Linked DNA regions of Homo sapiens: regions 1 and 2 are each linked to region 3. The links are chromatin loops, found by intact Hi-C in ENCODE. Cell type or tissue: dorsolateral prefrontal cortex. All regions are shown on one strand.

Region 1 (5,000 bases), 96 kb before region 3:
TGTCTTTTCATTTATTTAGGACTTCTTTGATTTCTTTCAAAAGTGTCTTGTAACTTTCGTGTAATACAAATTTTACAGTTTTGTTAAATACATTCCTAAGTATTCTATTCATATTGAGGCTATTGTGAATGGAATTGTTTTCTTAATTTTTTGTTTTCTAATTGTTCATTGCTAGTGTAAAGAGATAAAATTGATTTTCATATATTGATCACAAATCCTGAAGCTTTGCTGAGCATATTCATTAGTTCTAGTAGTTATTTTCTTCATGTGCATTTTAGGATTTACTGCATAGGAGATCATGTCATCTGTGAATAGAGGTAGTTCTGATTCTTCACTTCCAATCTGAATGCCTTGACAAAGACATTCTCCTAGACTAGTCGCCCCCATAGTTTATTGTTGCTGTTTGTTGTTGTCATTCCTCTTTGATGACTTTCTTGGTTTTTGTAAAGTCTATATTATTGTCATGTGCATCTCAGTTAACATTAGTGGTCAGCTCAGCTAACAACTGGACAGAGATTTCATTAAGTCTTTGCTGAGGGGTTCTGTGTATATTGAGCCATGCTTTCAATGCTCCAAGAGTCAGTTTACAACTGTGCCTTAACTTTCACTTTCTGCATGCACAGAGCAGCAAGATCAGCTAGAGGTAAGAGACTAGGACCTTCTCAAGTTTTTTCTGGGCATGCACATAGCTTTGCACATGTGTGTAGACTGCTAGATTTCCAGAAATGCCTTAGAACTTTTCAGAGATCCCTATTAACATCTCATTCCCTAGATTTTGCTCTTATTTTTTCATTGGCCAGAGCCAGTACTGCTTCTTTGGTGACTGCCATGTTAAACACTTGCCACTGATTGTTTCCAACAGATGTTCTAAGGATATAGTTCTTATCAATCTGAGTCAAGTAAAATCAAAACAAAGCCTGAGAATGGAACTTTTCACAGAACTGTGAGACAAGTGAAGTAATGTCATTTCTCTGAAGATGGGGCTCCTGGGCACTCCAAACCCATTCTTCCCCCCTCCAGCATCTATGAGGCTGTTGGATTTCACAGTTGCAAGTGTTGGCTTTCAACACTACCAGGGAACTGGGGAGAGGGTAATGGGAATAGGGTATATTTAAAATGCCACAAACCTTGGTAGTTCTCACAGTATTGAGCCATTTTTCTTGAATAAACACTCCTTGGAGTGTTGCAGGCCTTTAGTTAGTTCAGAGTTCTGAAAAAGTTTTTTTTGACAATGTTTGCCAGTGTTCATGTTGCTTTTATAGAGGAGCAGACTTTCAGAGGTCCTTACTTCACCATTCTGCCTGTAAGGGTGTTTGAGTAGAGGTGTGTCCCCACCAAAGCCAGGTGTATGGAAGTCTAGTTTACCAGTGTCTGATGTCCATATGCTGGCATGGAGATTGGTGAACTGTAGTGTGATGAGCTGATCCAAAATGGCCATTCAGTTAAGGAAAACTAAGAACGTTACCAGAAAAAAGATACAAGGCCAAAAGTTCAAAGATTTAAAAGTAAGTAACAGATTGAGCTGACATGGAGGATGACCTGATTGAGCATAGGAGACCTCTCCTGTGCCTGCTCTCTGCACCCCTTCCTCCCCCATTTCCCACTGTTTGCATTCACGGCAGACTACACAGATAATAGTGTAGAAGAAGCATCAGAATGGGGAAAAGATAACTAAGATGAAATTGCATTATGGAAATATAGTGATCTATTTTTAAAACACTTATGTGTTAGCTCACGTAATCTTATCACTTGAGAGGACATGAACATGAATCTCTGTTTTATAACGGAGAAAAATGAGACTTTCAGTAGATCAATTACTTCCCAGGCTTAGGGCTAGCAACAGGTAGAACTACTCCTAGCTCTTTTGATTTGTCAAGTACTTTTTGCACTATTAGATAATAACACTCTATTAGAGGAGTTTTAGTAGTAAGGAAGAGCCTATTTTGAGATACTATCCGGAGGAAAAATCACCAGTGTATATCTGGTTGGTCATGTGAGATTAAAAAAGAGAAGATGCCCAAAAGTTGGAAAAGGTAATGCATTAGAAGTGTAATTTTAAAACATTGCAGCTAGCCAAAAAACAAGTGCCATTCTAATGTAGGGAAATAAAGATCAAGTTGCTATTAATTCGGTGAAAGAATCAGGGAAATAATTACTGAATATTTAATCTTAGCCAGAAATGTCTATATTTTGCTAATTTTTCACCATGTGTCAGCAGCACTGTAAACAATAGCAATTACAATAGTTACTTGGAATTGGATATCTAAATTTGTTAAATATTACACAGTTGGGAGTATATTATATTCATTTGCTCCCGTTTGTTTATATTTTAATATCTTGAAAAATGTCATATATTATTTAGCGCTATATTCAATATTTTACCATCTATATTATTACTGTCCACCAGACTACTAGAGAGTTACTTAAGTGTAATACTGTAAGTTTTGACTTAAGTGAAGACTCAAAATATTTTGGAGAAACTGGGTCGGCAGGGGGCAGCACAGTCTTACAATGTATAAAATGTGGTCATTTGAATGACCATTCAGAAATAAGATATAAAGATAGTGTAGTTCATGGCTTTTCAAGCTTTTCAAGCATTCAGACCCTTTATTTCAAATGAAATATTATTTATAACTCAAAAAAGTAAGGCAGAGAAAAGTGATATTTTACTAACAAATCTTATTTTATAATATTTACTTGTAACATCTGTTAATACTGAAAATGATAGGGTTGTTTTGATGAACAAAAAATTGAGAATAAAATTTTCTAGAGGGTACTGTTACTATATTATTTTTATAGATGAGGAAATTGAGTCTCAAGGAACTTTTAAAACATGTCCAAGGTCACGCAGATGGCAAAAAGTTAGAGCTTATTCATAAACTCAACTGTCTTACTCCAAAGCACAGGCACCTACAGTTATGCAATTGCTGCTAATACGTTTTCATCTTGCTGCAGCTCTGAAATCCAGTGCAATGTATTTCTTTTGTTTTAATTATACATTTTAGAGAAAACTCTGATTCATATAGATAAGGAGTTACAAATGATAACTTTGACAGCTTGCTCTTTAAACTTCAAATATTCTCAATTAAACAGAAATGACAGGTAAATCTTTAGTCCAAGATACAAATAATAATACATTAAATTTATTTGCAATACAATGTGTTCCCTAATATATTAACAAGTGATATAACTATTAAGGAAGTAGACATAGTTATTTCACCTTTTTTAGATAACTGAAGTATGGAGATGCTAAATACCTTACTAAAGTCACGGTCCTGTAACAGACCCCCGTAAATCTGACTGCAAAGTTTCCTTTCCTTACGAGTACACTATATTGCCTCTATTATATTACTCATTTATATACTCGTATTGTTCTTATTTTAATTTTTAAATAGTTAAAATTATATTTTTAAAATGAAATTCAATAGATTTCACTAACCACTGTTGGAAAACCAATAGTCTATGGATAATTATAATCCAAAACATGGAAGACACTTAGAAATCATTTGGGGCTGTTATATTAATAATTTAATTTATTTCTATTTAGTTTTCTAATAATAAAAACATTTATATTAAAAACAGATTCAAATCATCTCATTTAAAACAAATTCATTAAAGGGAACATATAACATAATTGGATATATCAACTTGTGTAGGAATAACTGATTCTAACACTCTATATGCTGAGTGACCAATTTAAAAAGCTCACACTTCCCCCAGGTGTAAATGTGAGAGCATTTCTGGGATACGGAGTCTTTAGCAACCCAATATGTGTCAGCAGTGACTCAGATATCTCAGAGAAAGAAGCTTTTTGAAATTTTCAGAAATGTGATAGACTAGTAAGAAATCAAGGAAGTCAGCTACATTAATTTTGAAGCACAATGTGTAGTTCTTAGTATGCGCTAAAGGTCTGTAGGTTAGAAAAATCTTACATGATTACTACAACTATAACGTGTCTAGATCAGTAAGATTGATTATAATAAAACATTTTTAAGTCTATGTTTTGCTACAGGGTAAAAAATTGCAATTTTTTGCTCAGGATATAAAATGTGCACAAAGCAAGTATTATCTCAAGTAAAGACTTATCTATCACTAGCACAGCTAAGTAAGTTGTGATCCCTGCTCAAGCACTCAGTCATGCAGCATATTTGGCCTTATTTTTTGAAGATGTATATCTGAGCATGTTACTCCCCAGTTCAAAATGCCTCTCTTGCTTCCATTACTTGTAGAGTAGGTCCAACTTTTCTTACCACCGCATTTCATGTCTTTCATGATTTATTATTTTCATTCAGCAATATTTATTAAGTGCCTGCTGAATGATAGGCACTGTACTAATTTGAGGACATACAAAGATGAATAAAACAAAAGTTCTGCCCTGAAGGGACTCACAGTCTAGTGGGAAAGACAGACAAAGCAACAGTTACAGGACAGAAAGTCTCTAATAGAAATATTCATATAGTGCTGGATGAGTAAAATTTGGCTTCAATCTTCCTTTCCATCTGCATTTTCCACCCCCTCCCCATATACACATGCCACTCCAGACCAGTTTACATTTACCAAACGTGATACCCACTTTTGGGGGCTTAGCTCATACTTTCTTTGTGTGAAATGCCCTTCCCTATGCCTGCTGAAATACTATTAGGACCAACTTCAGGTATCTCCAGAATATTGTTTCTGTTACCAGAGTTAATCATATCCACATATTTTCTCCCATAAAATCTCTAAAGGCAGTTTATCATAGTCTGCCTTGAAATCAGTTCATCTATTCCCTAGTACAGTGCTTGTGCTGAACAGACATTGAATATACTTTTCTACTGCTGAGTCTCTAAATAACAACTTTATTTCTAGTCTATTCTGTTTCCTTCAGTAAGATAAAAACAGTATGGCCCGGCATGGTGGCTCACATCTGTAATCCCAGCACTTTGGGAGGCTGAGGTGGGCAGGTCACCTGAGGTCAGGAGTTCAAGACCAGCCTGGCCAACATGGTGAAACCCCATCTC
Region 2 (5,000 bases), 360 kb before region 3:
ATCTGTGATAAAAGTCAGACCTTTGTTCAACTACAAAGAAGTAAGGCGTAGTTATGATACAGAACATGTGAAGAGAACTTTTTGTTCTGGAAGGTGCACATGACATTCCATTTGAATGAGAAACATCAGAGAGAGGCGTGCTTTCACTCTCACAAGGCACGATCCCCAGCTGCACAAAGCTTTGTATTTCTTGTTATATTTCCTTTTTCAGGGAGATGAGGGGCTGGTGGTAGAGATGCATGGACCACAGCAAGTTATTGTGCCATGATTTTGTCTTTGACGTACTTATTTCTGAAATTCATTATGACTTGAAATATCCTTTTCATAAAGACTGCAATAAAGTCCTTTGACAATATGGCTAGATGGATCAAAGGGCTTATCTCTGTTGAATCTTGAGTAGCCACCCAGATATCACTGGAGAAGCAACAATGCAGGTAATTCAAAACACCCTCAACTCACATTTAGTTGACTTTGGGATGTAGCACAGTTTTGCAGGAATATATTTATATTTCTTATATTTCATAACCTAATAGAAGCTTAAATAGTTACCTCAGCCTTCATTGCACAGATAATGAAAGAGAAGCTTAAAGAAGAGAAATTAAGTACTTGCCCAAGGTCACATAGTTAGTTAATGGAAGAACCAAAACTAGAACCTAGATCTTCTGATGCCACATTTCAAGCTCCATGAACCACTGGTAAGAACTACCTTTTATGCTGGTACACAGTGTGTGTACAAGATTACACCTATAATGATAAAACTGGTGGTTTTTATTCTGTCCTTTTCTATTTGATTATTTCCTTTTTAATAGTGCTGGTCATGGTCCACAAACTGACTACGAGGTCTCAGCTAGCATCTGTAAACACTGCTGTGGATCACAGAATTGCTTATATGCCATCCTAACCATATACCAAATGATGCTTTCATACAACAGTGAAAAAATATTTCCCTTGGAAAGATTACATTTCTACTGTCACTTTTTGTAAGTGAGTATAAAGAATTTGTGACTATTTGGTTTTCTTAGGGAAAAAAGATTAAATATGCATAAAGGGAGCCACAAATCTGTCAAGTATTTTCAGACTGCATTCAAAAACTCACCGTTTCCATGAACTCTTTCCACACTAGACTCATTGAGCTCTCTGATCTTCTCAACACTGATGTACCTTTTTGCAAAACATTTAGTCACTGATCCTAAACTTCAACTTTATCCCCCTTTTTCTAGAAAAATTAAGAAAAATTGCACTCACACACAAAAAATTCCATTGGCATCAGGGGACTCTTACCTGCTTATTCCCAAATCTGGGAGGTGTGGTGGAAGGCTCACATGTATGATACAGAAAGACAGGCATCCATACATGTCAAATACTATATATCTGAGAGCTGAAAATATGATGGGAATGCAACAAAAAGTCAAAATCAAGTGGTCCAGGATGGAAATTTGGCTTAAAAAAAATCAGTCTGGGTACAGTGGCTCATACCAATGATCCCAGCACTTTGGGAAGCGGGCGGATTGCTTGAGCTTAGGAGTTCAAGACCAGCCTGGGCAACATGGTGATACCCTGTCTCTACCCAAAATACAAAAATTAGTTGAGCATGGTGGCGTGTACCTGTAGTCCCAGCTACTTGGGAGGGGCTGAGGCAAGAGGATCACTTGAGCCTGAGAAGTCAAGGCTGCAGTGAGCCATGATCACACCACAGCGCTCCAGCCTGGGTGACAAAGCAAGACCCTGTCTCATTAAAAAAAAAAAAAAAAAAAAAAAAAAAAATCAGATTTCTAATGCAATTTTAGAAACTTTGCAGCCTGTGGATACCACAGACTCAACTGGATTCAACCATGCATTAGTCCTCCTCCCCAAACATCCTTCAGAGTTACACATTTCCAGCAAGTAATGCTTTGAAATTCATTTTGTTTTCTTAACCACCAGGCCTGCAGGAGATCAAGGCTAAGGGCAAGGAGCGGAAGGGAGACACACAAGATGCTCAAGTCTTTAAAAATCCCCATTGGGAGAATCACGCTACAAATGGACAAATCACATCCTGAAACGGTGGACTCTCTGAAGACCTTACAAAACAGCCTTCAGGCCTGATCTGTCTCCTTTCCCAGCTTGAACTGTGTTTTCCTAAAGTGGTTTCACTTTCCTCCTTCTCCAAAAGGTGGCATCAGAAAGGAGGGAGCAGGAAGGCACAGGCCAAACGCTCATCTCAATGGCTGCCTCAGCCATGCTCTGACAAGTGAGCTGATGGGAAAATTGCTCCTAATTAAATCACTTCATTAAAAAGAGACCATTTTCCAAGCGAATGCACTCCGCAGTTCTCGTGGTGGGTAATTTGTTGTGTTAATAAGCTGGAGAGGTTGAATTCCAAGGTTGCAGCCGCTGACAGCCTGCAGAAATAGGGACCATATTTTGGCAATGCCCTTGCCCTGTCGAGGGTACCGAGGAAAGCTGACAAATGGCAGTTCCTTATAATAGTTTTGCTCACTGGAGACCTGAGGGGCTGAGAATGATGTTTTCTAGTCTGTAGGTTTAGGATGCCAACAAGATAAAACAAATACCCAGAAAAAGGCGCTGTGTCTTTTGTTCGCTGAAAAATAAACAGGGGAGGACTTCCCTTTTGTAGATCCCACTGTGATAGAGGAAGAGGGTGCTTCTTCAGCTGTATTTGAACCGAAGCATGGAAAATTGCCATCTGCATTCAACTCTGTGGTTTTAGGGCAGCTGGATAGGCAGTGCTGCACAGTCTGAGGCTGTGGACGTTGAAGTTAGACCAAGTGTCAGTTCCAATCCTAATACTTACCAGCTGTGACACCTTGAACATGCATGGTAATCTCTCTAAGCCTCATTTTCCTCATCTGTCAAGACAGTCATAATACCTACCTCTTGGGATGGTGGTAAAGAGTAAAGAAGGTAATATTTGTAGAGTGCATAGTGTCTGGCAATAGGAAATACTTATTAAATGGTAGCAAAAGTTTTTTCCTCCACTTTACAGATGAGGAAATGGAGGATTACAGTGATTAAGTAGCTTAACCAAGGTCATAAAACCCTGAGTGGGAGGGTCCGGACTGCGTTTGGCTCTAAATCCAGGCACCATGATTTCACTGTTGGTACAGATGGAAGCAAGCACTTAAATGCATATGATCTTATTGGCTGTGAACTGAGCAGGACCTCTGATATTTCCATCTAGAGCAGGCCAATCACATAGTGCACAGATTATATTCCCTGATAGATATCTTGGCAAAAATGGTCCCAATCCCTTTGGTTCTTGGGCTGATCTTGTTTGAGGATTCTGTTGCTCAGAGCCCCTGAGCCCGTTTCTCTCTAGCTTCTAAAGAACATTTGGTCTTCTTGGTTCCCTGTAGCCAGTCTGCTGCTTCACTTTTCTTCTTTAGCAGCTCAGAAAGATTTCTTCCCTTATTTCCTGAAACCCCAAGGAAAACTGGTGGTCCTGGCTCTTGCCTTCTGACCTCCACTTCTTTGTCAAGTTTCCACTTTAGTTTGGCTTCTGTGGAAAATTCCACTGTGGACTTCTATGGATGAATGCACTCTCTAATTATATTGAATCTACAGAGATCCATTTTCATAACCCTAACAGGGTTAGTCCCTGAGTTCCTGTGACTGTTAGATGATCATGGACCCAGTGGATCCATTCTGCTGGGTACAAGGGGCCCTCAGGGAGGCTCACTGACGGTGGCCAGTCAACCGTCATGAGTCATTGCTATTGTGCTAGAAAAACAGAAATTTATGGCTTTGATCAATATCTTTCCTTAGGGCTCAGCATCTCTTGGCTCTATTCTGTTGTTGGCACTCTGAAACAGCAGCAGTTAAAAAAATTTTTTTTTCTACTGCAAATAAATTCTTTTTTGCTACAGTTTTTCTGAGGGCTCTCACTGCAAAAGAAACCAGGAACTGTACCATAATTTGGGTTGTGTTTAGTTCTCTTTCCCTCTCTTGGATTTCCTTCCTGCCTCCTTCCTTCCTCCTTCCTTTCTTCTCTTTTTCCTTCCTGTCTTTTCTTTCCCCTCAGTACCCTTGCTTTCCTACCCTCTCCCTTCTCCTATCCACTCTGTGTTTCCACATTCTTTTCAATTCAATAAATATTGATTAGGTACTCAATTGATTGTACTAGGTAACTCAGTACTCCCAAAATGAGATGGTCTCTGTTCTTAAGGAACTCATGCTTATAACTTAGTAGAAATCTTTCCTATATTGCCTTTTCCCCCCAATTTATAGTGAAGGCTGAAAATCTAGATACTATTTAGGGTTAGTAAATATTCTCTTATAAAAAGTCAAAAACTTCTTGAGGAGTCTCACTTAGTCATTCACACATTAGTATGATTTAATTTAATAAGATTGCTTTCCCTCTCATACCTAGTTAAACAGCTTGCCTTGTAAGAATAAAGATTCTGATTGGGGAAGGAGAAGTAGGAAATTTGGAACTATAAAACAATTTTTGGAGGTTGGCAGCCTCAGGGAAAGCCCTTGGAAGAGGATAAGAACACTGTTCATTAAGATAGAGATTCTTGTTTTAAAACGAAATCAGGCCGGACACAGTGGCTCACGCCTGTAATCCTAGCACTTTGGGAGGCCGAGGTGGGTAGATCACCTGAGTTCAAGAGTTCAAGACCAGCCTGGCCAAATGTTGAAACCCGGTCTCTACAAAAATATAAAAATTAGCCAGGCATGATGGCAGGTGCCTGTAATCCCAGCTACTCGGGAGGCTGAGGTGGGAGGATTGCTTGAACCCGGGAGGTGGAGGTTACAGTGAGCTGAGATCGCACCACTGCACTCCAGCTTGGGCAACAGAGCGAGACTCCATCTCGAAAAAAAAATTAATTAATTAATTAATTAAACAAGTAAATAAAAAATAAAATGAAATCAATAAAAAAAATATAGATATTCTTTTTACCCAAGGCTTGTCAAACACCTCTGTGACCTATAGTTTTAATTTGAACCAAGGCTGAGTGAGAGAATTTGGAGGGATTGTGATTTTAATTTCTCCAGTT
Region 3 (5,000 bases):
TGTCTAGAAGAGGGCTGAAGGGAATCTGAGAACAATAAGAAATGGGGTTTTAAAGATCCGCCCATGAAATGCAGATTGCTGAACACAGAGGCTGAGCTAATAGCAGCTAGAGAGTTTGCTGAGGTTTTCTTTGAAAAAATAATAAAATGTTTCAGGGTAAAGGGGAGGGCCGAGAAGTAAAAGTTTCCCAAAGCAAAGAAATGAAGATGCCAAGGCCGTCCCTTGGCTTGCTCTTGATTAGGGCTGTTTTCTTCATTCTTGTTTTTTTTTTTTTTCTTTTCAGATCTGAGGCTGTCAGAGATGACTCTGGTTCTGTCCATGAATAGATTCTGCGAGCCCATTGTCTCGGAAGGAGCTGCTGAAATTGCTGGGTACCAAACACTATGGGAGGCTGACAGCTACGGAGGCCCAAGCCCCCCAGGGCCAGCACAAGCTCCTTTGCAGGGAGACCGGGGAGCTGGTCCCCCACTGGCAGGTATTGCCCTTGACCTGCGCCCATCCCCCCCACCCCTCGCTGCCCTTTGCAGCCAGCCTGGTGGACAGGAGGTGGTGTCTGGGGTGCCCCTCTGAGCCAGGAGAGCTAAAGCTCCAGGGACTTCCCGGGCTGCCTGTGCGCCTCTCATAAGTGAGTCCAGAGCTCCAGAGAGAGGACCAGAGGTGATATTTAAATTGCATTCAAACCTGTGTCTACCCATGCTGCTTTTTGAATATAAGTCATGTGTCTGTATTTTTAAGAGGGCCAAACCAGATATTGAAACTCTGAGTTTGGGTTTTGGTTTTCTACCCTGTGGAACTGTATGGTTCTCTCACAACTATGAAAGCTCTGGTGGGCTCAACAATGACACCTTTATCCCATGAGATATAAAGGAATCTGCACTTTGGGCCAGCAGCTATGAGCTTCTTTTCTTTGTTAACCCATTTATGCCCAGTGTTCCATTATTGGAACGCTAAGCTTGTGGAAGTTATTTATATCCTACTGCTCAAGGTCATCACCAAGGTCTGACTTTTCAAACACAAAAAAATTTGCAACCTATGGCATAAATGGGTAAAGCACACAATTGGTTTTAGGATTGTAGGAAAAAAATTTAAAGCCAAGAAAATAGAAGTATGTTCTTCCTGATTCTTTCTTCTTATAGTTTAAGTTCCTTTGGATTTTTTTGCAGTATTAGCTATTTTTAAAAGAAACTAAAATATAAAACAAGTACTCAATGAAGTCTGTTTTGCTAAAAAAGATTAAAAACTGTGGTCTTCATGGTTGGCATACTACATTTTGGAGAGTGAAAAGGACATTAGTTACCCAAAATTTTAACTCAAATTTTAAAAATTTGAATTTTGTATTTTGAAAAAAAGGAATGCTATAATCCCAATGTGCAGATAACCATTTGTTCACTAACCTAAAGCCAATAAGATTTCAAAGTTGTTTGGTTATCAGTGGTTACAGTTAAAGATGTATACATCTTTAACAGTGGTGCTATGTTGTCATGAATTTAATTAAACAATTTAAATAAATACTAATATATTTTAGAGAAATTACACTCCTCCCCTTTATGAATGTTGCAGTTTCCTTTTGCATAGAATTAAGATTCTGCATATTTATTAAATGCTAAAATATGTGATTTTCCTCTATAATTGCCTAGAAATCTTTTCCTAGCCTGGGTCACAGGATTCCATATGATAGCAACTATTAAGACAAATGTTTATTTTTAATCACCACATGTACAGACAAATATGTAGCCAAGTTATCCTCTAGAAGGAAAGGAAACGAAAGTATTTTGTTTGGAGAACCTCTGGCAAACCGCATGTCATTTGTCATATCTGATTTATTACCACAGGATCACATTACAGGGGAATTTCAAATCCTATAACAACATCCAAGATCACATACTTTAAGAGGAAGTATGTGGAAGAAGAGGATTTTCACCCACCACTCAGCAGCTGTAGCCATAAAGTATGTTTTTTTAATAGTCATTATTTTTATTAAGAGTTTAAGATACTTAGTAACAGTTGCTTGATCCACTTCCAGGAATTAAATTGTTTCACCCAAGCAATGAAAATGAGCCACTTCTCAGTGGAGCCTCATTAATCGTTGTCGCTTTTTTGGGTCCTGTGTTATTTTTCACAAGTACTTGAAGAAAAAGCTGGCAAGAGCTATTCTACCCAGAAATGTCAAAATTATGTAATCCAAGGAATTTTTTTTAACGTATGATTTAATATTTCTCAGACTGTGTTTTGGGTTATGGTTCTTCCACACTTTTGTGTGTGGGGAATGCGCTCGTTCTTTCCTGTCATGTTCTCCCCAGTCTGAGTTCTGGCTCCTGCAGCCAATGCTACTTCCCTGTGTGTCCACATGGGGGTGGTTACACAGGGCTTTTCCTGACCTCTTATGGGTAGACTCATCATCCTTGAATGTGTGTATACAAGTAGAAATATGCACTTCACTGGACATGGGTTACATATAAGTTTGTTGAAACATGGACTTCATTTCCAGGAAAAGACCAAAGCTAACTTTTTTGTAGGTATAGTTAAAAAAAAAAACAAGATGGGGAAATTGCATAGAATTATGAATCTGGGCATCTAAGCTTTTGAAATATCAGTTCATTTTTCTTTAGAGTTACCTTCCTTCAATAACTATCTGCTGATTTAATCAAGGCAGGTATAAGCACAGACCATAGTTGTCTGAAATGCAGAGAGGATTTTCAATTCTTCTTCCTCTCTGTCTCCTCTTGCCTTCCCCCTCTGCCACCTCATCCTTTAGATGTTGCTTTTACCTTGCTCATGAAAAGACAGCAGAATGCATTGGTAGGTACTGGGCTTTTCCCTGCATGTGTAGTCCCTGCCTTTGGTCAGTATGGGCTGGTTTAGTTCACAGCTCCTCAGGTTATGGTGCCAGTTTGCTTTTTTGATGGCCTGGAATAACTGGTCCCCAGGACACAAGCAGTTTATTTCCTTTTTAGTTTCTGTGTTGTGGTTGTAGCAGTTTCCCAGTTGCTACTGGATTTGCACCAACCATCGCATAGTGACAGTGTCACACAGCTCAGGAGTGAGCCCTCTCATTTCCTCTCGGCATCTCGTCTCCCACTCAGCTCCACAAGGAAGCCTACTTTGGTCCTTCAACTGACACATTCTGTCAGGGTCTGAGCCTCATTCATTAGTGTGTCCTCTTATCAAGCAAGGATAATTGCAAGTATGAAACCCAAAGGATTAAAAGAGGGACAGCATTAAAAGCCAAATCTCATGCTCCTTCTTGGCTAGACCAGGGTTTGAAGTATATTCATTATGACTTGCATTTTGGCATCATTTTAAAAACATGTATTGATGTACAATATATGAGTTATGTGTCTGTGTGTGTGTATTTGTATAGACACACATAAAAAAGTACAGGTATCACAGTACAGCTTGATGAATTTCATGAGGTCATGTAACTAACATCCAGGTCGAGAACCAAAACATAACTAGCAACCAGAATCTTCCTTCTGCCGGCTTCTAACACTACCCCTCGCCCCGCTCACCCCAACTCTGAAAGTACCTCCTCTCCTGACTTCTAATAGCTTAGATTAGTTTTGTGTTTCAGCATCTTCCTTATTGGGCCATAATAGATCAAACCACCTGAACTGTCCCTCCTGGGGCCTGCACTGTGGCTCGATTCCCTAGTGCTTGACCACACCAGTGAGTCAGGAAGTGGGTGGGTGCTCCAGCCAAGTGAGGAAAGGGAATATCAGCAGAATGGGGGACAGCCTCTCTAAATTAACCCTGCGGAACAAGACCACAACATGCCCAGACCCAGACAGTGCCAAGAAAGAAGTATGCTATGATGATGTTTTCATATAGTCCATTTTCTAAGCTTTCTCTCTTCCTTTTTCTGTTTGTTTTTTTCTTTTTTTTTTTTTTGGTTTGTAGACCATCTCAATTTTTGAGGAACGAGCCCACATCCTTTATATGTCCTTAGAAAAGCTAAAGTTTATCGATGATCCTGAAGTGTACCTCCGAAGATCTGTCCTTATAAACAATTTGATGAAAAGGATCCATGGAGAAATTATCATGCAGAATAACTGGTGCTTCCCTGCCTGCTCTTTCAATGGCACCTCTGCCCAAGAGTGGTTTATGGCTCAAGACTGCCCTTACCGAAAACGACCACGGATGGCCAAAGAGGAATGTGAAAAGTTTCATGCCTGCTGCTTTTACCAAGAATGTGGTGGCCACTACCTAAATTTACCCCTTTCTGTCAATGCTAATGTTGGAAGTGCCTCCACTGCTGCCTCCTCTCCCTCCGCCTCTTCTTCCTCCTCATCTTCCTCTTCCTCTCCCCCTTTGCCTTTACCGAGTTGTTCCCGCCAGGTGGATTTTGATGTAGGTAGTGCATCTATTTACAAGAGTGATGGCCAGATACCTGCCAATGAAATCTTTGTCACTAATGTCAGATCACTTGGTGTTCAGGAAAAGGCCAAATTAAATGATGAGAAAGCAAATGATGACACCAACAGAGATGGTGGCCCCCTCAGCCACGAACCTGTGGGAAATGACCTTGCTTTTGAGTGCAAAGGCCAATTTTATGATTATTTTGAGACCGGATATAATGAAAGAAACAATGTAAATGAATCTTGGAAAAAGTCCTTACGGAAAAAGGAGGCTTCACCACCAAGTAACAAACTGTGCTGCAGCAAAGGAAGTAAAATATGAGCCATCTTCTCACCGAACTTTGAAGCATGCACAGCATGATCAGTTAGCTCTCGTAAATTTTATTTTGAATGGATTTTGTAGTTTTGTACAACAGATAAAATTATGCCATGAACATGCCATGTCGTTTTAATGCCTGGAGAGCAGATTGCGTAAAACATCTGTATAGCAGGCATCAGCGAGCTTCTTATAAATGTGGTGATTTTTACCAAGGAAACGATTGACTTAATGCTTAAAAGTATATCATAGTTTTCTTACGGAAAAGATCAGTAGATGAGATTGGGGGACAATGTGCCCTTGCAATATTTCCATTGCCCCCCAAGGAG

The links. Hi-C counts contacts between places; a loop is a spot of excess contacts. Peaks named below come from ENCODE experiments on the same cell type or tissue, not always from the same donor. Only the 100,000 strongest peaks of a DNase experiment are listed, where the experiment ranks them.
Region 1: a loop joins it to region 3, with 2.4 times the contacts of the local background. A loop is called at or near these places in 11 of 110 quality-filtered maps.
Region 2: it touches region 3 in a loop (3-fold over the local background); 3 of 110 quality-filtered maps call a loop at or near these places.

Annotation. Positions count from the first base shown.
Region 1 is chr1:210,141,172-210,146,171 of GRCh38, forward strand. The region is part of intron 6 of SYT14 (synaptotagmin 14); the gene reads left to right. Among named protein-coding and RNA genes, the nearest start is that of SERTAD4, 89 kb to the right of the region's middle. In dorsolateral prefrontal cortex, a CTCF peak has its summit at 2,507 (motif pointing right); a DNase peak (open chromatin) is centred at 2,500.
Region 2 is chr1:209,873,580-209,878,579 of GRCh38, forward strand. No RefSeq gene overlaps it. Among named protein-coding and RNA genes, the nearest start is that of UTP25, 48 kb to the left of the region's middle. RefSeq lists an enhancer at 1,976-2,477. In dorsolateral prefrontal cortex, CTCF peaks have their summits at 2,138 (motif pointing right) and 2,341; a DNase peak (open chromatin) is centred at 2,202; H3K27ac peaks cover 5,000 bases.
Region 3 is chr1:210,237,661-210,242,660 of GRCh38, forward strand. It overlaps SERTAD4 (SERTA domain containing 4), which reads left to right. Exons shown (of 4, transcript NM_019605.5): 2 at 284-475; 3 at 1,833-1,948; 4 at 3,898-5,000. The coding sequence starts at 301. The coding sequence ends at 4,677. Among named protein-coding and RNA genes, the nearest start is that of SERTAD4-AS1, 6.3 kb to the left of the region's middle. RefSeq lists an enhancer at 486-996. In dorsolateral prefrontal cortex, a CTCF peak has its summit at 2,300; a DNase peak (open chromatin) is centred at 2,331; H3K4me3 peaks cover 804 bases; H3K27ac peaks cover 1,940 bases.